2 separate regions of the Homo sapiens genome follow, and region 1 is linked to region 2. Evidence: read pairs that join two places in POLR2A ChIA-PET (ENCODE). Cell type or tissue: A673. All regions are shown on one strand. Each heading gives the region's core, and the rest is flanking DNA. Links, peaks and the distances in the headings are about the cores only. Region 1 overlaps MSI2 (musashi RNA binding protein 2). Region 2 overlaps MSI2 (musashi RNA binding protein 2).

What was found. ChIA-PET counts read pairs that join two places held together with the same protein. Peaks named below come from ENCODE experiments on the same cell type or tissue, not always from the same donor. Only the 100,000 strongest peaks of a DNase experiment are listed, where the experiment ranks them.
Region 1: POLR2A ChIA-PET joins it to region 2 with 10 read pairs; 2 of 35 experiments call an interaction of 5 or more read pairs at or near these places.

What each region holds. Positions count from the first base shown.
Region 1 is chr17:57,680,492-57,691,472 of GRCh38, reverse strand. It overlaps MSI2 (musashi RNA binding protein 2), which reads right to left. Exons shown (of 14, transcript NM_138962.4): 14 at 6,784-10,981. It also overlaps the pseudogene RNU7-134P. Among named protein-coding and RNA genes, the nearest start is that of CCDC182, 59 kb to the left of the region's middle. In A673, for the core only: no CTCF peak of the experiment used is centred there; no DNase peak of the experiment used is centred there.
Region 2 is chr17:57,476,398-57,487,378 of GRCh38, reverse strand. All of the region lies in intron 6 of MSI2 (musashi RNA binding protein 2), which reads right to left. Among named protein-coding and RNA genes, the nearest start is that of MSI2-AS1, 130 kb to the left of the region's middle. RefSeq lists enhancers at 1,357-1,416, 1,008-1,904. In A673, for the core only: no CTCF peak of the experiment used is centred there; DNase peaks (open chromatin) are centred at 5,248, 6,308, 6,758 and 8,348; H3K27ac peaks cover 3,485 bases.

The DNA of each region.
Region 1 (10,981 bases), core at 899-8,898, 200 kb before region 2:
CTAAAATGTCAATTATCTTAAAATTGATCCATAGATTTAGCACAATTACAATTAAAACCCTAGCCACATTATCTTGTAAAAATCAACAAGCTCATTCCAAAATGTATATGGAAAACAAATGAACTAGAGTAGCCAAAACAACATTGAAAAAGACCAAAGCTGGTGGGTTCACTCTACCTGATCGCAATACTTAGTATAAAGATACAACCAAGATAGTGTGGTATGGCAATATAGATAGATAGATAGATAGATAGATAGATAGATAGATAGATGAGAGAGAGAGAGAGAGAGAGAAAGAGAGAGAGATTGATTAGTGGTACAGAACAGAATAGAGAATTCAGAAAGACCCACACAAATAGTCAACTGATTTTTGACAAAGGTACAACAAAACTCAATTTAATAGAGAAAGGATATTCTTTTCAACAAATGGTGCTAGAACAACTGGATTTCAATATGTGGAATAAAAGAAAAACCAGACCCCATATCTCACACCATACATAAATGTTAACTCAAAATGGACCACAGACTTAGGTCTGTGCAGACTTAGGTCGCATGCAAAATGCGAAACTATAAAACTTGTGGAACAGAATATAGGATAAAATTGTTGTGCCTTGAGTTAGACAAAGATTTCTTAGATATGACACTAAAAGAACAATCCATTTAAAAAGATTGATAAATTGGATTTCATAAAAATTAAGAACTTTTGCTATTTGAAAAACATTAAGAGAATAAAGAGAATAGCCAAAGACTGGGAAAAATATTTGCAAGCACGTATTTGATAAAGAACTTGTATTCAGAATATATACTCTTAAAACTTAATATGTAAACAAGCAGCCCAACCAAAAAAATAGAGACAGACAGGGTCTTGCACTGTCACCTAGGCTGGAGTACAGTCGTACAATCTTGACATACGGCAGCCTCAGCCTCCTGGGTTCAAGTTATCCTCCCACCTCAGCCTCCAGAGTAGCTGGGACTACAGGTGCACACTGCAATGACCAGCTAATTTTTGTATTTTTTTTTTTTTTGTAGAGATAGGGTCTCACTATATTTCCCAGGCTGGTCTTGAACTCCTGGCCTCAAGTGATTCTCCTGCCTTGGCCTCTGAAAGTGCTGAGATTACAGGCATAAGCCACCATGCCCACCCTACCCAATTTTAAATTTGGGCGAAAGATTTGAGCAAGTACTTCATCAAAGAAGATATCCAGATGTTGATAACATGCAAAAAGATGCTCAAGATCATTACTCATTAGAGAAATACAAATAAAAATCACAATAAGATACTACTACAAATTCATTAGAATGACTAAAAAAAAAAAAAAAAAACTGAACAATACGAAGTGCTAACAAGAATACAAAGTAACCAGAACTCTGAAAAATGTCTAGTGGTAATGCAAAATATTGCAGTCACTTTGGAAAACAGGTTGGCTAAAGTTAAATATATGCTTGCCATATGACCCAATGTCTTCGCCCTATTTACCCAAGAGAAATGAAAAATTATATTCACCAAAAACCTGTCCATGAATGTTTATAGTGGCTTTATATATAATTGCCAAAAACTGAAAACAAATTGGGTATATCTATATAATGGAAAACCAACTCAGCAATAAAAATAAGTACTTGATACACAAAACATTGATGAATCTGAAAACGCATGCTGAGCAAAAGAAACCAGACACAAAGAATCCATCCTGTTTGATTCAAGTTATATGAAACTTTAGAATAGGCAAAACTAAGCTATAGTGACTAACAGTAGGTCAGTTATTGTCTGGGACCAGGGATGCCAGTAAGGAGCTCAAGAGAATTTTTGAAGTGATGGAAAGGTTCTCTATTTTGACTATGCAGGGAGTTAAACAGGTGTATAGTATATATTTGTCAAAACTCGTGGAATTGTGCACTTAAAATGGATGCACTGTATTATATGTAATTTCATACCTCAATGTATCTGATTTTTAAAATGCATTATTGTCTTTGGAAGGTAGGAAGGATTGTGGCCTTGAAACTGTTGTATTTAGCGCTTACATGAAACCACGTTCTCCCAGAGGGATATCACTGTCCCTGCAGCTTCCTGACCACAGGACTCTTTTGGCATGCTCCTAGCTACCTTTTGCTCCTATCAGAATCATTCCCTACCCTTTTCTTTTTCTATTAACTCAGTTCATATTTTATTATTCAAAAAATGGAAATAGTTTTTAAATGAAAAAGTGATACATATTTTCTATTAAAATGTAGAGAGAGAGAACATACTATTAATAAGCACATGTACCCTAGAACTTAAAGTACAATTAAAAAAAAAGAGAAAACCCACATATCACTGCATACAATTGACTTTCTCTTCCCAGACGTTCTTGTATTCCCTTTTTTAGACAGCTAATTTTAAAGTTAATTTTATCTCAGCTGAATATACAAATCCACACTTCTTTTGAAAAATTAAAAAGGACAGGAAAAGCCAGAATCCTCTTTGACCACTTAATGTCTTCCCCATTTCACCAGTCGAGATGTAATTATTATTACTGGAATGTGGATCCCAGCTCTTTTAAAAATAGTTTTGTTTGAAAATTTGTATTTTCATAGAGTCACACTTAAAAAAATTTTTAAATTGTATCTTACAGAATTTTCAGTGAAATCTTTAAACATATATTTTTCAGCATGTCACCTCTTCCTATCCCCCTCTCCCACTTGTCTTATTTCTCAGCCCCACATCCCAGAGCCCATGTAAACAACCTAGAGTGTACCCCTTTCTTTGTATCCATGTCATCATACATGTGATGTATATACACATATGTATCTTCACATATATACATATGTAGTTTTAATTTGTGTGTGTGTACATTTATACACACACATACATATATATGTATTTTTCAAAGATATTTTACCTTATTCAACTGTGTTTCATAAATTTCTTCAAGCCACTTGTTAGATTCTGGGGTTACCTGTTTTAATGGCTGCCTAATTTTCTATGATATGCTGTATATTGATACTTCAGTCCATAATTTCCCTAGTGATGGGGAATTCAACCATTATTATAATGCATATACCTCTCTTATAAAGTTTATCCTTAAATATTTTTTCCTATTTCCATTACTGAGTGCTTACTACTGGAGAGGAGGAGGCCTAGTGGTTTTTGTATATTTATCTTACATCCAGCCATCTTGCCAAAGTTTTCATGAATTTTAGTAGCAATTTTTCTGTATTCATTTTATTTTACTGCAGTCTTTTAAAATTTCTAGAAATAAAATCATCTTTGTCTTTTCCTCCCAATGTTTATGTCTTCTGTTATCTTAGTTTTTAGAAGGTTTAAGGTAATAATAGTGACAGCAGCACCCCTACAAGTTCCTTATTTTAATTGAAACAGGTTTTGTGTTTCACAATTTAGAATAATTAATGTTGGTTTGGCAAATATTAATAGTCTTTTGGTAAAGTGTTTTCTGTTTCAACATTCCATGGTGTTATTAGAAAGAGCTGCCATATTTTTCAAATACTTTATCAGCACATATTGTTATGGTCATATGGTTTTCCTCCTTTAGTTTGCTAGTATAATAGATGTTGACAGATTTCCTGATGTTGAAATGTCCTTGAATTCTTGAAAGAAGTCCTGCTTGGCCATATTAAATTACACTCTTGATATATTGTAGAATTCTACTAGCTAAAATCATATTTCAAATTTTTACATCTGAGCTCCTAAGTCTGTAGATATATTTTTTGTTTTATTACTGTATTGGGTTTTGACAGCAAAGCCATGTGTTTCATAAAACAGGAGAGCTTTCTTTCCATATTTCTCTATCATCTGGAATAGTTTAAATGGTGCTGGAATTATTAGTTAGATAAAACTCATTTGGATCCAGTCTATTTTTCAGTATTATATCTTTATTTATCATTTCAGTATCTTTTGTGATATTAAGTTTATCCTGGTTTTCCACTTCTTACTAGTTTTGGTAATTTATATTTGCTAAGAAATTTTCTGATTCCCCTGAATTTTTTGGTTTGTTGCCAATATTCATTCTTTTCTCTGTTAACTCCTTTCATATTCTTCATATTGTATATTTTTGCTCATTTCCCCTTTATTCAGGGGCACTTGTCCATTTTATTACTGTTTATAAAAATACAGCCTTTGGACTTATGTTTTCTATTCTATTGCTTTCAGCTTCTATTTATCAATTTCTTTTTTTCTAGTTTTTTTGGTTGCTATTTGCTACCTTATTAAGGAGAAAAAGTAATATATTCCTTCACCTCCCCCAAAAAAAATTCCATCTGAAGGCATTTAAAGCTTACATTTTGAGTACAGCTTTGGCTATATGCTATTAAGTTTGGGTATAATGTGTGTTTTCTGTTGCTTTTTGGCAGTTTGTATGTAATCTTTTTTAACTTTTCTCTCTGATCCAACAGAATGTTTCTTAATTTGTACACAGTTATAATATTTATAGCCACATGTTAATTATTTGTTTCTAAAATTTTTTGGGGGGGGGGCTGCTGGCCAAAATTTATTTGATTTTTATGTTCCATGAATATAAACCAAAAAAATGTGCAAACTCTATTCGAAGAGCCATCAGATCAGGTTATATAGAGCCATCAGATCAGGTTTACTAATTGCATTATTCAATTCTTCTATGTCTTTATTTTTGTCTATTAAATACATCTAGTTCTAAGAGAGGTATATTAATCTCTCTAACTGTATTTTTATTTTTTATCAAGTTCTCTGCATTTCTAGTGGCTTTTGATTTAAAGTCTTCAGTTCCTCTGATAATTGGGACATAAGAGTTTACTGCCACTGTATCTTCTTAATAGATTGTGTCTTTTGTCATGACATAATATTGCTGTGGAGTGTTTTTAACCTTAAATTCCACTCTGTCTGATACTGACATTTCAGTTCTTGCCCTTGTTCTTTGTATTTGCCTATTTTCTCTTTGTCGGCCCTTTATTGTTAGCCATTTTCATCACTTTAAGTGTGTTTGTATACACAGCACGTAACCGGGTTTTGTTTTTTCTAAACACATCTATTTTGTAATGATAGAAAATTCAACCCATTCATATTTAGATAATGGTAGATTCAATTGATCTCACTCCTTCTATCCTACTTTGTGTGTTATTTATTTTACATTGTTGTTTCTTCTTTTTCCTTCTAGTTTTTGCTGATTTGTTTTCTATTTTATTTTTTTATTTTTTCTCCATGAAACATTAAAACAGGAAAATTTGTTGTTCTCTAGCTTGGTACTGTCCTACCTCTTTTTTTAGTGCATTTTGTTGACTCAGGTAGGCACCTAGGTTAGAAGCCTCACTCCCACCCTCCCAGGCACACTCAACACTGACGCTGACATTTGTCACCAGGCTTGAACCCAGGGGCAGCAGGATGTATGGGAGATGGGGTTTCATTCTGCCACTCAGCAGCTATACAACCATGGGCAAATTATCCACCTTATTTGACCATTACAATGTAGATAGTCACGTGGCACAGGTGGGACTAAGCAGGGCATGTGTATGATCCACTTGGCATATAGTTGGTGCTCCTGTTCCCTGCTCCCTCTCTCCTTAGGCTCCTGGGCTGGGTTTGGGCCTCCCCTTTCTCTGAGCTGAGCAATCAGGATGAGGAGCATGGCCACGATGGCCGGCCTCATGTGTCTGGCTCACTTCTCTCAGGATTCCTAAAAGGGATTTCTCACATCAGCTTCCATTGGTCTTTCATTTCTGTGGGGCAGCAGGGATTATACTCTTCTCTCCTGCCCCTAAACAATGTAACGAGACACTGTGGAGTGCTGTCTGTGGACACACAGGAGGTGGGCCTGGAACCCAGTGCTCCTGCCTCCAGCTCCAGATAAAGGAATGCACCTTCGACTGTCTCCTCTAGGACCCCAGTGTAGCGGGAATGCCTTAAAACAAAGTTGTTAGTGTTGCAGCTTTTTGAAAGAACCTGTCTAGCTGGTTTTCTGGTTTTCACCGGAAGACCCATTTTACAAAAAAGATAAACTTGTTATATGCAGGAGACAGGAAATTGGAGGAGGGACCCAAGAAGGCCATGTCCTGGAGAATACAGCTTTCCTGGGGGCCTTGAGGAAGCAGCTAAGGGCCACTGTCCTTCATCCACGCTTCATCCCTTGCACTCCTCTTGGCCTGGTGTTTCTCTCCAGGGCTTCAAAGCTGAGGAATCCACTGATTCAGAGCATGCTGTAGCCGTCATCACCAGGTATTGGGACTTGCCCTCAATGTACTGGGTCTCAATTCTTTTGTATCCTCTCGTTTGTTTGGTAGAGAGAGGGGTGGAAAGTATTGTAGATGATCTATCTCTACATCTTTAGTTTTGTGATTGTAATGATTTCCAGTAGGCAAAACTTAAAACTCCTTGAGGGCAGAGGTCTGATACCTATTCAGACCCCTACTCAGGGGTCGTGGAATGCGGTTTGGCGCCTTCTCCCAGCACTGTTGATAACTGAGGGCAGCACCCGGGAGGGCCCCTTAGCTCCTTCCACCATCTGGGTCCTCTGATCCGCAGGACCTTTGGGGTTTATTCCCTGTCCACTCATGGGTTCTGTGTACCTTCTGCTGTTAATCTACACCCCTCTCCCGTCTGCTCTTCCATCTTAGTGCTCTCTTGCCACTTCATAAAAATGGTGCCACAAGCTCCCTGGGGACAAGGCAGGGACTTCTTCGCTGCTGGAGGCCCACGGCCAGCATTCATGCTGAGGGGTGAGGGTGGCAGGTGCGATTTGATGATATCCTCTCCCGCCCAAGCAAAACAACAGCTCTCCCAGACCCCAGACCTCCTCTGCAAGTGAAAGAACACCAAACAACTCTGTTCAAAACAGTTTATTTTATTTTATTTTTTTTTTTGTCAGACAAACACATTGATTTCTGGACCACAGTAGAGGATGGAAACCTTTCACAAACTTATTTATTTGAAAATACAAATATAAAATTATACTTTCCACATCTGTGATGTGAGAGACTGCCATCCACATAGTAATTTTTTACAACAGGGCTTTAAGAAAGCCACACACAAAGACCTGAAAGATGCTTGAGATATATATATAGATAGTACATATATATGTATATATATAAAAAAAATACTCACTACCAAAGTTCTCATCAGTTTCATACTAAAGTATAAAAGTAAGGGTGAGGTCAGCCACAGTGCTAGGGAAAGTTTTATTTAGATACATTTATGTCCACATGAAACGCTTAGACTTGCATCCTATTACATATGGAATTCGGAGTTTACAATACACCATGAACGGCAGATTGGCTAGCCCACGCTACTTAAGAGGACACTCACAGATTCCACATGGGATGGTACATTATGTACAGAATACAGTAGTAGAGAACCTTCGAGGGAGGCTCTGGAACTTTTGTCTCTCAGCCTCCGGCCCCCTCCCCCATCATGCCCCTGCCTCCCGGAACTGAAATCCTGTCTGAGACAATACATTCTGATTATTTGATAGCCAGGTGTTTGGATTAAGGTTGCCCCCCTGCAGGTCCCCGACAAGAGGGATGGATTTTATTTATATGTTTTTGTGTTTTAGTTTACTTACTTTTTTTTGGTAGAAAAAAAAGAAAGAAAAAGAAAACAAACATATTACAGTATTAAAGTATTGCTTAACTTCCAGCGTCTCCTTGTGTAGTGTCTGTGCCCAGGACGGGGCTGAGCTGACGTCTGCTAGTTTTCTGCTTTGGGGTGAGGGTGGGGAAACCCGCCAGTGTCTTTCTTCAATGTGCTTGCCTGCAGTCAGTCCCTCTGCTCTCCCACTGTCTGCCTTCCTTGGAAGATAGCCTGGCTTGCGAAGCACATTCAAGAAAAAAAAAAAAAAATCTCCCCTCCCCCACCAGCCCCCCACTCTCCCTCTGTTCCTGCGTGCCACTTGCAACCAATAAAGAGAAGTATGAGTTAGTGTTTCTTTTGTAAACAATTTCATATGCAATATAATACAGAAAGCATGGCTGACCTTCAATAAAAAATGTAGTAAACGATATTGCTTTATTCTTGAATATGCTGCAGTGAGTGAATGGCAGAATGAAGCAGTGTGGAGGTGGTGGAGGAGGCTAAGTCCCTAGCCCTCGTTTGCACTAAAGATCAAAATAGGTTTTGTTTTTCTATTTGGAACCAAAAATAAATTTTTTCCCCAAAAACCCCCAAATGAAAAGGAACAACAAGCAAAACCCACCCCCAAGAAATCAAAAACAAAACAAAACCAAGAACAAAAACTGAACACCTTTCAGGTCATTAGAACCAACAATTACCCAATGATTTTTATACTAGTCTAGCAAGATGTGTGTAACATTCACTGGCTGTGATTGCTGTGCAGTGAAACAGTAAATTGACAGCAATAGAGCCATGCTACCTTAAAGTCCAAGCTACAAGTTCAAATTAAGATGAAGGTTATGAAGGATAAAAACGCAAAGGCCTGCTGGGGCTTTGTTTGAATCAAGCTAATGGGCGACTGGGATAGAGCGCGAGGCTGTTTGGTATAGAGCGCGAGGCTGTTTGTTCCCAGTGGATATAAGGAAGGCCACGAGCCAAGTCTGTGGAAGCTGCTAGAGAGCAGACCAAGGCTTGGTCATCTCCGTCAGCCCCATGCCCAGCTAGGACCGGGAATGGGTCCGGGAGCTAATGCCACTCACTCGCCTCTGCTTGGGAGGAGAGGAGTTCGGGGGTCTCAGGCAGATGGATCTGGAAGCCAGAAAGTCACCCGGTGGCTGTTTGATAATTCCGGGGAAAAGCCATCAGCCAAGAGGGTTTCTCCCCCAGGGAAGGCGAAAGGTGGTTCCCATGTTCGCCATTGAGCTTAACTGAAACAAAGACGAGGCTGAAACATCAGTGTTAAAAGAATTTACAAAAATCTTTCAAAATGGACTTCTAGATGGAATGGGGGGACTAACGTGAACCTTAAACCTAGGTAGCCACATTAAAACATATCGGATTTCCACAAGATTTGTGCTATGGGCTACTGGGTCTCTTCAAAAGGTATATAAACATCTAAAACATATTCACACAGATTATCAATTTCTTCTGAGCATTCTTAAAAAAATATTTTTTCTCTTAGTAAAATCATTTTAATATACCATGCCTCCCTCTTTTAAAAAATAAATTAAAAAAATCCAGTTTTGCATATCTAGCATTAGCATTTAAGGTAGTATGGCACCCCTTCACAGTGGGTGGGGGGGGGGGGATCTACAAAACGCCGTAGAGTCCGCCGGCATTTTAACATGGTGAGACCTTGGGTTAGTTGAAACCACATCAGATCAGCTAAAATAAAATTAAACTTGAAATTGAAAAAAATAATTAAAGGAAAAAACTGCCCCAAAATTATTAGCATTTTTTTTCATAAATAAGAGAAAGTTCTATCCTTACTGGTCCTAAATCTGAATAACTATGTCTAATTTTTTTTAAACCTTAATTATGTTATACCTATCAATATGTACTAGAAGAAAGAGGAGAAAAAAAGTCGCTACACTAGTACCAGGACAGCACGCTTACAAGATAGCCATTTTATACATTATTAACATACAATGATCAACAAAGAGTCTTCTATGAGGTGATGGGGGATGCAGAGAAAAGGAAGGGAAGTACAGTACATCACCAACATGGACAAAATAGGAATTAAATTCCCTCGTCTAAACACTGAATTTCTGGGAATTTACTATTTTTTCTTTCTTTTTTTTTTTTTAAATAAAACTTATGTTTTGTTGTTTTATGACTTGAACAAGTTTTGATATTTTAAAAGCGCTCAGCATTTAATCTGGTTGTTTGGGGGAAAAGAAAAGAAACAAAGAAAGGAAAAAAACAACAAAAAAACCTCACCAAACAACCTAACATTTTATTAGAAAAACAAAGAACATGATTTTTTTTTTAATTAAAAAAAATGTTGTTGCTGTTTCATTAGAATTGAAAACGGGTTTTTTCTTTCTTTCTGAGTTAGCATTTTGGAGTCTTTAGTTTGAAGATGCTTTTGCCCTACCATGTCTGTGAATGTCTACATTAGTCTACTTTGTTAGTAAAATTTATAAAAATAGGAGTGCAGCAGCTCTTTATAATAAATGTCGCATTCAGTGTCTCATACTGGCTGTGCCTTAAGTACCAAATTTATAAACGTAACAATTTAAAAAATATTAATAAAACGTCAATATCACATTTTAAAAAAGAAAAAATATATATCCACACTACAATATGTTTTAATGCCATCTATTGAGTTGTACTTCTATAGTTGCTGTTGCCGACCTATTACCAATATTTAAAAAAAAGTTAAATTAAAAAATATCCTTCATCATAAGTATCTTTCCCCAACCGAGGACCATATATTATAACAGCCAAATGTTAAACATGTGCAAAGAGGAAACTGTCAGTTTTTCCCACCAGTCACAGTGCAGTGATGTTTATACTTTTTATTTTTAAAATTCTGTTTACATCTACAATAAATTAAAAAAAAATTCTTCCATAGCCTCTCTGGTGATACTTGCAGCACTGAGGTATTAAAAAAAATATATATAAACCAAAAGGTTGCTTTCCTAATTTGTAAATAGAAAGTGAATGGAGAAAGGTTGTATTAATGCAGGCTTATCCACTCCTGGCCCATGGGCCCCCAGATGTGGGAGCAGGGTGGGGGGCAGGGGGAGAAGAGAGGCAAAGTGTCCTAGGGACCTTTGGAGGTGCTGAAATGATTGGACAATAGAAAATGATCAAATATTTAAAAATTAAGACTGAAAAAGAATGTCCCCCCCACCCCACCCCCACCCAAGCCAAACAGGTGTGCTTTGAAACTTTAAATATGTTAAATATTAAAATTGTAGCTTTGTTTTTAAAAAACATCTTGGGAAAAGCAGTTTTTCATATTTTAAATAAAAATCTAACTAGACGGTAACATTTGAAGCTGTGCACAGACAAGAGGTTAATAGGCTGGTACAACACTAATACAGTTCTTAGGTCTATCACACAGACAAAGGAGCTAAACAGTGCTCTAACTTGTCCTGGGGTGGTCCTGGCAGCTGGGCGATCTTC
Region 2 (10,981 bases), core at 1,491-9,490:
GGACAGAAAAAAGAGAGGCACGGAGATGACAACTCCCAGGTACCACTAGGATGGAGCACACAGGGACAGAATCTGAACAGGCCACTCACCTGTGTGGAACACGTGACTGGCTCCCAACAGCGCAGGCAGAATTCCCAGCCTGGCATCAAAGCTGCTACTATCTTTGCGGTCTCATGAGCTGGCCCCACAGAGCACAGTACTGGTCTTCTCTCTCAGTGAGCCTCCTCCCTCACCCCGTGATCTGAAGTCCCCTGCACTTCCCACTTCTGTACTTCCCTTGCTCAGGGCCATATTGCCTGCCTCTGCCTGCTGAAATGTAACCTAGCCTGCAAGTGAAGCTCAGATGGCAGCTTTTCCCCTCCCTACTTGGCTGGGTTTTTTCTCTTTCTCTTTTACAATCCCAAAGCACTTTGCATGCACCCAGTACTTACTTGCCTTGTATTATGGTATCTGTCACTCTCTCACCCACTAGACTCTGTGATCCCTGCCAGTAAGGACATGGACAGCTTGGTTTATCTTTGCAGCCTTCGTGGAGCTTTGGACAAACGAAGTTCTCCGTGAGTCTGGCAATACACTAAAATAACCGAAACAACACTAAAAAGTCTAAGGAGTGCAGATAAAAGAGCTCTTTCAAACTGATTCTCCTTCCCACACTCAGGATGGACCGCCATTTGTATCCTCCCAGCTCGGAATTAACAAAGACTTCAGAATTTATTGTCTAAAAGGCAGTCTACCCAGAAGAAAAACAAGAAGCCTGACCACCAGTGAATAAGCTTTCCAAACACATACAAGGAAGATGAGTTTGACAAAGTGGGTAATATAAATCCCATATATTATTTGCATAAAACGAAAGGAAATCACTTTCAAGTTCTCTGCAAGAGAGAGGTTATATAAACACTATTTCTTTCATGATTCCAATGACCCAAACTATTTTCGGAGCCCCAGTTTGGCAGTAAGAAAGCCTTGTTTTTGCTGGGTTAGGTTTTTGTTTTGTTTTGCCCTTCCCTATAGAAAGGAGACTCAGCTCATTTGGATTAACTGAAGTGAAAAGAAAGCAATATCTCTGCTCTAATTCCACAAGGCTAGGAGAGAGCCCCTTGTAAATTCATTTCTGGTTCTCAGACAAACGCTTATGAACCTGTTGATTAGAGGGAGGGTATTGTCTGCATTTGCTAGGGGAAAAAATAACCCTGTGATGTTCCTCCTCCACCAACCAGGCAGCCAAAACACTGCTTCTACTCACGTGGGTGTTCAAAGTCAGAGAGCAATTTGCATGAGTGGAGAAAACTCATTTCAGAAGCTGTTATTCTGACACTGTATCCTTGGGAGGTGACTGAGGGAATGAGCCTGGTTGGCGAAACCGACCCCCTCCCTGCAGTACCCTAACGGCTTTCCCTGGAGAGGCAGAGAAGCTGGGTCTATTGCATTGGTGTGGTGTGGGCAGTCTTGGCCTGCAAGAGTGGAGTGGGCTCAGAACACAGGTGCAGATTTGTTCCTGAGGGCTTGCTTCACCTAGTGATGCCCTCCCCTCCACGGCCAGAGCAGGGGGTCACTGGCTCATCCTCAGCCTGAACTCCTGCTTCCTTCATCCCTTTGACACTCATAGTCTTTATGGCAACTTTTCTCAAAGCACATTCCAAGGAATACTAGTTCCATGGAACCACACTCCTGTGGTCAAATTAACCTCATCTGAGGAACTCAGCATGCAGATCAAGATTCAGGAAGCTCATCACTACATATCAAAGGCTCCGTGAAGGTCTGCAGGAAGGGAGCCCGTTGAACCCACATTTCCCCAACTGTTGAATCACGGGCCCTTTCTTTCCTGAGCAGCTCCATGTTTCGCAAGGAAGATGCATTAGGGAGATCAGTATTCCTTCCCTTCCATGCGTGGCTCCCATCTGCACAATCTTTTGTTTCTATCTGTGCAAATGAGTCTGTTTTTTTCCAGATACGCAGGCAAATGAGAAACATTAAACAACAGGCCAACATGGACCCAAGAAAGCTTCATACGTTAACCAGGCGATCTTTAGAAATAAAAGGATTTAAAACTCTCAATTGAGTAGACATGAAAGTAACCCAACAGAGAAAACTGAGGGCAGAGTCCCTGTTCCTCGCTGTGAAACTTGTGCTAAAAGCAACAGTGTGGCCTGTGGCTTCACACCTGGGCCACCTTTCCTAAGACTAGAATAGTCCAGGCCAACCTGTTTGAGGCTGGATGACAGGAAGGCTGTTCTTAAATGGGAAACAAAACCCACTCTGGGAACACCCATTTGAACTGGAAACACTCAGCTCTGCAGTGAGCCGGCACTAAGGGCTCTACACGAGGCACCCTGGGAAATTCAGAAACAGAAAAGATATGAATCTGCTCAGACAAAGACTCAGCCTCCAGTGGGCAGAGGGCCTTGCCTGTGCAGGAGTGACACAGATAAAACCCAGGGGAGTTTACAGAAAGGTGAGACCATGTTTCCCCGAGAGAGAAGCAGGGAAGGCCTCATGGAGCAGGTGGCAGTGGAATTGGGTCTTCGAGCACAGGTAAGAGTTCTGATGGGGTGGAAATGGTGGCATTGCTGACATGAGAGTGACAAAAACAACCATGGGTGGTCTGAGAGAGGACGGAAGCCAAGGCCATGAGTAGCCCAGCAGGGCTGGAGAAGCTGGAACTACCTAGGGAAAGGACACAGGGCATGCTCCACAGAGGGTCCAAGCACTCAGCAATGAAGACAACTGCTTTCTGAGAAGCCTCAGCTTTCTTCAGAGGCCACAGGGAAGAAGAGGAATGACATGAACACAGTTGTTTTTAAGGCACACTTCTCTAATCACAGTTTACTGGATAAACTGGGTAGAGAAGTGTACAAAGAAGGCTGTGGTAACTACTAAGCCAGTCTAATGAAAAACAGATTTAGAATCTGAAATAATCAGAAGAAAGGAAGCTGTTGAGGCTGACAGTACTGAGTTCCGAGGGGGAAGAAATATTTGAGGAATCTACAGAACATTCCAGGTGAAACGTCCAGGAAATCACTGGCCTTCCAAGCTTGGCATTTCCCCCGAAGGAGCCAAGGGTGGAGGTACAGACATGGACCCACTCACCTAAAGGTGATGCTAGGGGTAGAGGTGGAGGGAGAAGATGCAGGGAATGAAGTCCTACGGGCATCTGCCTGAGGAGCAGGGAAAGAGAAGCGACTGCTAACGGAGGCCAAGAACAGTCACAGGGAGGAAGGTGAGCCAGAGAGAATGGCCTCTCAGCCAACAGCCTGAGGTGGGGTTAAACAAGGGCTCTGCAGCCAAACTACCTGGGTTCAAATTCCATCCCTGCCACCCAGTATGAGAGACCTTGGGAAAGTGCCTCCGTTTCTCCATTTGTAAAACCAGCTCTCGGTTCCAAACCCACCCTTTTATACTTATTCTCCACTAGACCTGGGACCCTACAAACCACTTACATTTTTGATTTGCCCCTAGCTCCCTGGTAGGCTCTGCCAACAGCGTGTGCTAGAGGGAGACCCTAAGGCTGGAGGAGGAAGAGGGTCTTGCTCCCTCCCATCTGCTGCCTGGGGGCTTCCTATTGGCTTGTGGTTCCTGTGAGCATCACCCCAGCAATGCTTCTTCATCCTGGCAGTAAAGGTGCCTTCCTGTACCAGCAGCTGAATCCAGCGTGTAGTTTCTCCCAACACTTGCAGAACCAGCAACACAGCATCCACCCCCTCAGAGACATGAGCACCAGTGGCCCAGATCCCTCCTCAGAGGCCTTGGGTTCCTCCTCCAAACATCTAAGTTTTAGTCTTTCCCTCATCAGCCCTAGGTAGGGTAAGGGTGGTGGCTTCCTGCAGTTGCTACCTCCGCAGTACCTGGCAGCAGTGGTTCTCAAAGCGTGGCCCCGCAAAACAGCCACATCAGCATCACTCGAAAACGTATTAGAAATGTGAATTTGGGGGGCGCCAGTCATTTGTGTTTGAATAAGCCCCAGAGGTGATTCGGATGCACCCTAATATTGAAGAACCAATTCCTTAGTTTTCTTTTTACTCTTTCAGTTAGTTAATTTTACATCCCCATGAACACTTCCTTAGCTTAACTCTCTGTGTACAAACAACTAGCATGTTTTCTTTTTTTTTTTTTAAGGCAAGTTTATTAAAAAAGTAAAGGAATAAAGAATGGCTACTCTATAAGCAGAACAGCTCAACTAGCATGGTTTCTATCCCCTAACTAGACTCCAACCAATGCAAGAGGGATAATAGCATCTACCTCCTAATACAACACTAATACTTATTATCATTAGTATATTAGGCTACAGAAGCCAAAAGCAGAAATTAAGAAATGTTATGGTCAGTAGAATCAAATATACAAGGATATTGGATTAGGTTATTGTTGTTGGTCTTTCAGAGCAAAGTTTTAAAATCTGATTTGAGAAAAACCTCCCAGCATGCACACACAGCCGGACTCTCAGAAAATGTTTCCTTTTTAGTCAATTCCTACATGGATGCCATGCAAAACCACTCCATCTATCAAGCTGTCAGAATGAACTGCTAAATTCTTAATAGTCTCACTCACACAAAATGTCCCCACAGTCCAGTGCATCTGGAGGGTCTGGCCTTGACTTGCTAAATGCAGGCACATTCAGATAGCCTTCAGAGGTCCCCATAACAGCACTGCTGTCTACAAACAGGGAATCTATACATGTGAGAGGCACAGAGTCTCGGGAGGTTAAAGAAGGAAGGGACCACCCCAAACTTCTCATGCTTCAGATGAAGATGCTGAGACCCTAGAGATAAAGGAACTTGTCCAAGGTCACACTGTCACCAAAGTCACGGCCAACAACAGCATCAAGCTTCCTAACTCCTCTGGCACCCAAACTCCCTTCCACGCCATGTACACGAATGACAGACTTGGCCATGGCAATATATTTCGTAAGTACAATAATTTAACAAGCAGCAAGAAATCAAATTGTACACGGGTAGAGAAGGACTACAAAAGTAAGTCTGGGAAGAGCTTAGGAAGGAGCATGGCTGTCGGCAGGCAGTTTTCTTTGCCCATCAAAATAATAAATGAAGTCAGGCATTTACTGTAGCGTGAACGCCAAAGCAACTGTGAGCCGATGGTGTTTCCAACAATCTCGGGAGACAGGCAAGACACTCCAAGACAATGCATTCTTAATGCCTTCTTAAACAGATTCTGACTCAAACCCTGAGATGGCTGGGTCTCTTCCAAGAAATGTTAGCCACTGTGAGATATCTCTTTCAGTTCTCTCCAGCAGATCTCCTTGGAATTTGCCAGATAAACAGGCAATTTATCATGTGGCCGAAGGTTGTACGTAATGCATTATCTGCCTTCCACCAGGATTTGTGCATCTGTGTAAGGCCCCTGGTTGGGCCGGTGGACTGACTCGCCTCCATCTTGAGGTGCCATAGCAACATGAAATCAACAAAGAGTGAACTGTTAAATGAATAATTTACTGATTTCATAAGAAGCTGTCTTGCAATTTATAGTTCTATTATCTTTCCTACCCGTGTCTTAACTCCTTTGTATAAAAGCTGCAATCAAGCTGAATAACATTTGAGAATCTAATAAGCATATACCACCCTGTACTCAAGCCGATAGCTATGGATTGATTTTGACAGCAGTTATGTTCCTTTGAGGCCGAGTCTTACCACTGTTGCCTTTTCCTTGCCCCTTCTGCAAAGGGGTAAAAGTTAGGGAGCAAATGACCTCCAATAAGCTTTACATTTTCAAATGAAACATTTTTCTTCTTTGGGATATTTGGAGCCAATCAAGGCAGAGTTGAGTGGCATTCAGAAGTATTATGTGGAAGAAATATCATCGACTACAATCTACCAATTGTCACTTTAAAAATTCCCAAAGAGACCTAGTTACTAGCAAAGGAGAAGGGGGAAAAAAAGCAAAGTATAGTTTCAGTGACAATTGTGGTATTTTAAAGGCTCTTTCAATATCATCAGTGATACCATTTTAGTGGCAGAAGCATATCTTGTCACTCAGCCTCAATTTAAAGGATATTTATGGAGAAGACAATACAATGAAAGCAGACTTATTTGCTGACTTATTTATTTGGGTGGAATAGGTTACAGATTATTTTGGTTCCATGCTTTTCAGCAGAATGGATATATCCTTTTGAAAGACATTACTTGCCGGCTGCTACTCTTCAGTCTCTTCAAGGAAATCAAGCTAAGAAGCAGCAACTACTAACAACAGGGAAATGCAGGCTTTAATACCTTGTCACTGAAAACCCAGATTTCCTTGCACCCACAATGGTTAACAGCCTGGGGAGATTACTAAAGGCATTTGTAATTACCATGAACCCAGAGGAAATGGGTCTTTCTCCAGTGCCTTGTGTATACCATCCTGTACTATGAGTCACTGAAATCCTATGAGTCTCCCTTATCAATGCCATCTCCAGTCTTCACATCCTAATGGTCACTGGCAATACAAACCCACTCCTTTCACTGCATGCCACTAAGGAAGAAGTTCTCTGACTGTATTCCTCATATTTAGGGCCAAGGCTAAAGTCACCTTCTTGTCAATGCTCACCTAATATCAAGGAACCATGGTTCTGTGACTGGGGTGTGGGCTGGCATGAAAACTAACTCATGCCAAGTTACCTAGGCAAACATCATGGCTTCAACGCTAGGACAGCTTGGCCCAAAAGGTAGAAGGTGGCAATTCTGAGAACACAGGATTTTTGAGCTAAATCTCTTTCCCTCGTCTATTTATAGTGCCTCGTCTCTGCGGCTGAGGTCTGAAACCCAGCCAAGCTCAGGCAGAGGTAGGCCTGTTAAGTCCTGCTCACATGATCCAATCTTGAAATTCTGAATATATTACTGAAGGGCTTAGGGTAAGGCAGATACTCTGATGAAGGTGACAAGAAATCTCTTCTGCAGCTTCAAAACTCTCCTGCTGCTGGTTGGAGCCTGAACTTCAGTTAATGTCAACATGAGTCCTGTTTATTGGCCTAAGAAATATTAAGAAAGTTATAGCTTTTGGGGGGTTTTATTTTGGGTTTGTTTTTAATGGTTACATTGATATCTAACATGCCAACATTAATTCTTCATATTTTAACTTTGCTAGGCTGATATTTGAAACAGCTTTTTCTCCTGACAAAAGAGCCTTCGTGGCTGGGCGTGGTGGCTCACATGTGTAACCCCAGCACTTTGGGAGGCTGAGGCAGGTGGATAACTTGGGGTCAGGAATTCGATAGCAGCCCGGCCAACATGGTGAAACCCCATCTCTACAAAAATTAAACGAGCATGGTGGTGGGCACCTGCAATCCTAGCTACTCAGGAGGCTGAGGCAGAAGAATCGTTTGAACCTGGGGAGGCAGAGTGAGCTGAGACTGCGCCACTGCACTCCAGCTTGGGTGACAGAGCAAGACTCCGACTCAAAAAAAATAAATGGACCTTCATGAGTTGGTAATGTGAAGTAGAAAGATAACACATTTCAGTTGTTCTGACCTGGGTTTGAATGCTGGCAGAACGTTGGATATATTACTCAATCTCCACAAGCTGCAGTCTCCCAATGTGTAAAAATTAAATTCCCACTTCTCATACCTATCAATGAGGATCAAATGGATCATGTGGGAAGGTGCCTGTCTAGCCCACAGTAGGTCTCAGGGATGGCAGCTCAGATGTGGCCATGAGAACCTTGCTGTCCAGGTGACAGCCCACCATGAAGAACAAACAAAAATACAAAGTTCAGTGGCTCCAATTAGTGCAGATGTGTCTGAGTCTTTCACCGCTGCTTTGCTTTACTTGAGAACCAGAATTTCTAATCCTGATTCTTTTGATGTGTCCTTCCTGCTCTTCATTGAAAGAAATGTTGAATTTCCCATAATTAAATATAATTATCATTTACGATTAAACCTTAAATATAAAAATGGAGTATCTGGGATGTTTTACCCACAGCAGGGTTGGGAAAACAACCCATTCTGAGAAAGAAGCAATCAGGAACACTGAGTCCAGAGAAGACAGTTAAGACCCAAAGGCCAGGTTTATTGTCCAGGAATATGATGACATAAGAAGGAACCTATGCTCCAGGTCAAACTAACCTTTCCCATCTCCAAATCCTGCATGCCCCAGTACGCAAGGCAAAAGGGGCTGCCTCTCCCTCAACCCCAACACTCAAAGCCCCATTCCCAAAAAATGGCTTGAAACTGTGGGGCTGGTCTCAGAGTGTCCTTCATCCTGATTGCTGTCAGTCCTCCCAATCCCCCAGCAGCCCAAGGGTCTCCATCATTTTGTAGGGCTCTATTGGCTGGAAGGTGCCACTCTGCCAAAGCACTCCCACCCCTTCCCTCTAGTCCTGTTCCTTATCTGTTATCCCCCTGGGGCACACACAGTCTTCTACTTGTTTGGCTGGCAGCCCTTTGCCAGAATTAAGCTCCATGAAGGCTGGAGTTCTGTTTTCCACCCCAGTGCATAGGAAGGCATTAGCACACAGCACACACTCACTGACTATTTAAATGAATGAACGAATGAACAAATGCAGCAGCAAAGAGACAAAGTAGCGACTCTCTCACAGGTTAAACAGTTAAGTCTTGCTTGTTTCCTAGAGAAAAGAAATCAGTATTTCAGCAATGGTGGGGGAACAAAAGCAATGAATGAATGGCTTGGCCTCTTGCCCATGGCCAAAACCAAGGCTGCTTTGCACTAAAATCTAGAACAGGATCCCTGAATTCCTTCCGACTCTGAGAACCACTGTGTGATTCTCCCAGGGCAGTCTGAGACCTCACGGTGGCCTTCGTCATATCTCTGGCTCAACATGAGAATTCAGAAACCCAATGACATCAGTGCTGGCCTTGGATGTAACATGGAGACGTCAGTGGTAATCTGTCTATGTCACTTGGTTTTGTCGGGGAGATAGTAGTACAATGCGTGCTTCAGGGGCCTGTGGACTTTCCTTTCTTGAGAAAAGAAACTAAGATATCTGGCAGTGCATCCTAAAGGCTTCAAGTTCTGTAATTTGAAACAAAACACAAGCATTAAGTAACAAATAAAGGCTTCTCTAGTGCTTTTGTGCTGGAAAAGTAGCTTTAAAGATGTACATCAGAGCCAGCAGGGCACCCAGGATTCTTGAATCTGGGGCCCACTAGGTGCCATCGATTCTGCCTTGCAGATTCTGCCAAATGGCTTCTTCTCATCAGCAGAGGTCAAACTCCCCCAGAGCTAAAGAGGGGGCCTCTGGATGAACTGTCTATTGGCTTTTGGCCTGCAGCCAGTGGGCCCGCCATCAATGTGCCCAGTGTGGCATACCGTCTGCTAAGAGACTACAGAGCACGTGAGGAGATGACCCGAGAGCTTCTCTGGGTGGGCGAGTCTTCTCAGGAGCAGGCCGGGCAGAGGCTCTGTGCTCTCTACATGCTTAATTTACCCTCTGAGCTGCAGCCAGCATCCTAGCAGTGGGGAGAAGAGAGAATAGCTGTGGCTCTCTCTCCACTCCTGGAGGTGCAGAAGGGGCTGGTTACATGGATTAAACCAAGGCTGCGATAGTCTCTTGCTTCAAATGCCTTCCACTCATGACTGCCACTTGTTCCTGACCTTTCTGCCAGGAAATCACCCAGGAGGGACAGGGATGTCAAGTCCCCAACATCTAAGAAGAGAAAGCTTTCTCTCAGAGCCCTCAAAGCTTCAGAAGCTGTTCCTTTTGCCAACCTCTCCACCCCCAGCACCTAGCACACTGCCTTCTCTTGGGGCCCTCCCTGGCTTAGTCTAGTCCCCTTGGGTGCATTTTGCATCAATGCATAAGCAAAAGCTACTTTCAGAGCACTCAGTAGGCTTTGTACAAATGTGTACAGTCTTTGCAGGGCTAGGGGGTGAGGGCCCATTCTCATTTTCCCCTGCAGACATCGACATCACTTTGCTTGCGGGAGGTGGGGAAGGAGGAGAATTCTAGGACATGGGTTTCGGTTAACTACTACTCTGTTGTTTGATCAAGACCATTTCAGGAGCAGCGCAGGGCGTCAAAAGGAAACCCATTTGTGATCAGCAGTGTCAAGGGTTTCGAGCAGCCAGGCTCATTGGCAGTCGGCTTTTGGTGAAACTGCCAGATGCTGAATCCATTAACAGGCAATTGTGTCACGAGAAAGCCCAGCTTGTCAAGAGATTCCTTCGGTGGGGCCCACCTGCTGTGTTTACCTCTCCAGAGTACAGATAAACAGCTCCTGCTTCCTCACCCTCCGACACACACACACACACACACACACACACACACACACACACACACACACACACACACCAGGCCTTATGGACCAACAGAAGTGAATGGTCTAGAATTCATCTTTTGACCCTACCCTGCCTTTCCACAGTTAAGGCCAGGCTCAATTTGGTAGAATTTTTCTGTCCCCACTATGAGAAAGTCCCTGTCTCAAAGACTTGCTAAGCATGAGACAGCTGGCCAGACGGGGGTGAGGCCTTGGAAAAAGAAGAATCTTGTTTTACAAGCTTTAAATGGGGAAGAGAGTGAGAACAGACAGGTCTAGATGGGTTGGGGCATGGGGACTGGGAGGAGAACCAGGTATTTCCTTACTTGGCTCTGGAAAACCCATGACATTCCCATGTGATCCTCAACAAATGACGGAGCCTCTGTGAATCTCAATGTTCTCACCTGTCAAATGAAAACACTATCATCTTCTAAGAGCTGTTTTAAGGGTTAAATGAGGTAATATATCCAAAGTGTTTAGTTTGGTGCCCAACCCTCAGCCACGCTGAGGTCCTAAGGGACAGCAAAGCTCTAAGATGGAAGGAACCTGGATCCCTGAATCAACCGGTATCCTTGAATCACTGCACAGAAGAAAAGGCAACCAGAAACCTCTGTACTGAACTGTTAAGTGGGCAAGAAACAGACTTCTATTGTGTTAAGCACTGAAATTTTGGAGTTCAGTTATACCAGCAGCTAGCACTACCCAACTAATACAGGTAGCAAGAAGGACAGCTTCTTGTTTGGGATTGCACCCCAGTAGGCCACTCTAGACGAAACAGTTGTC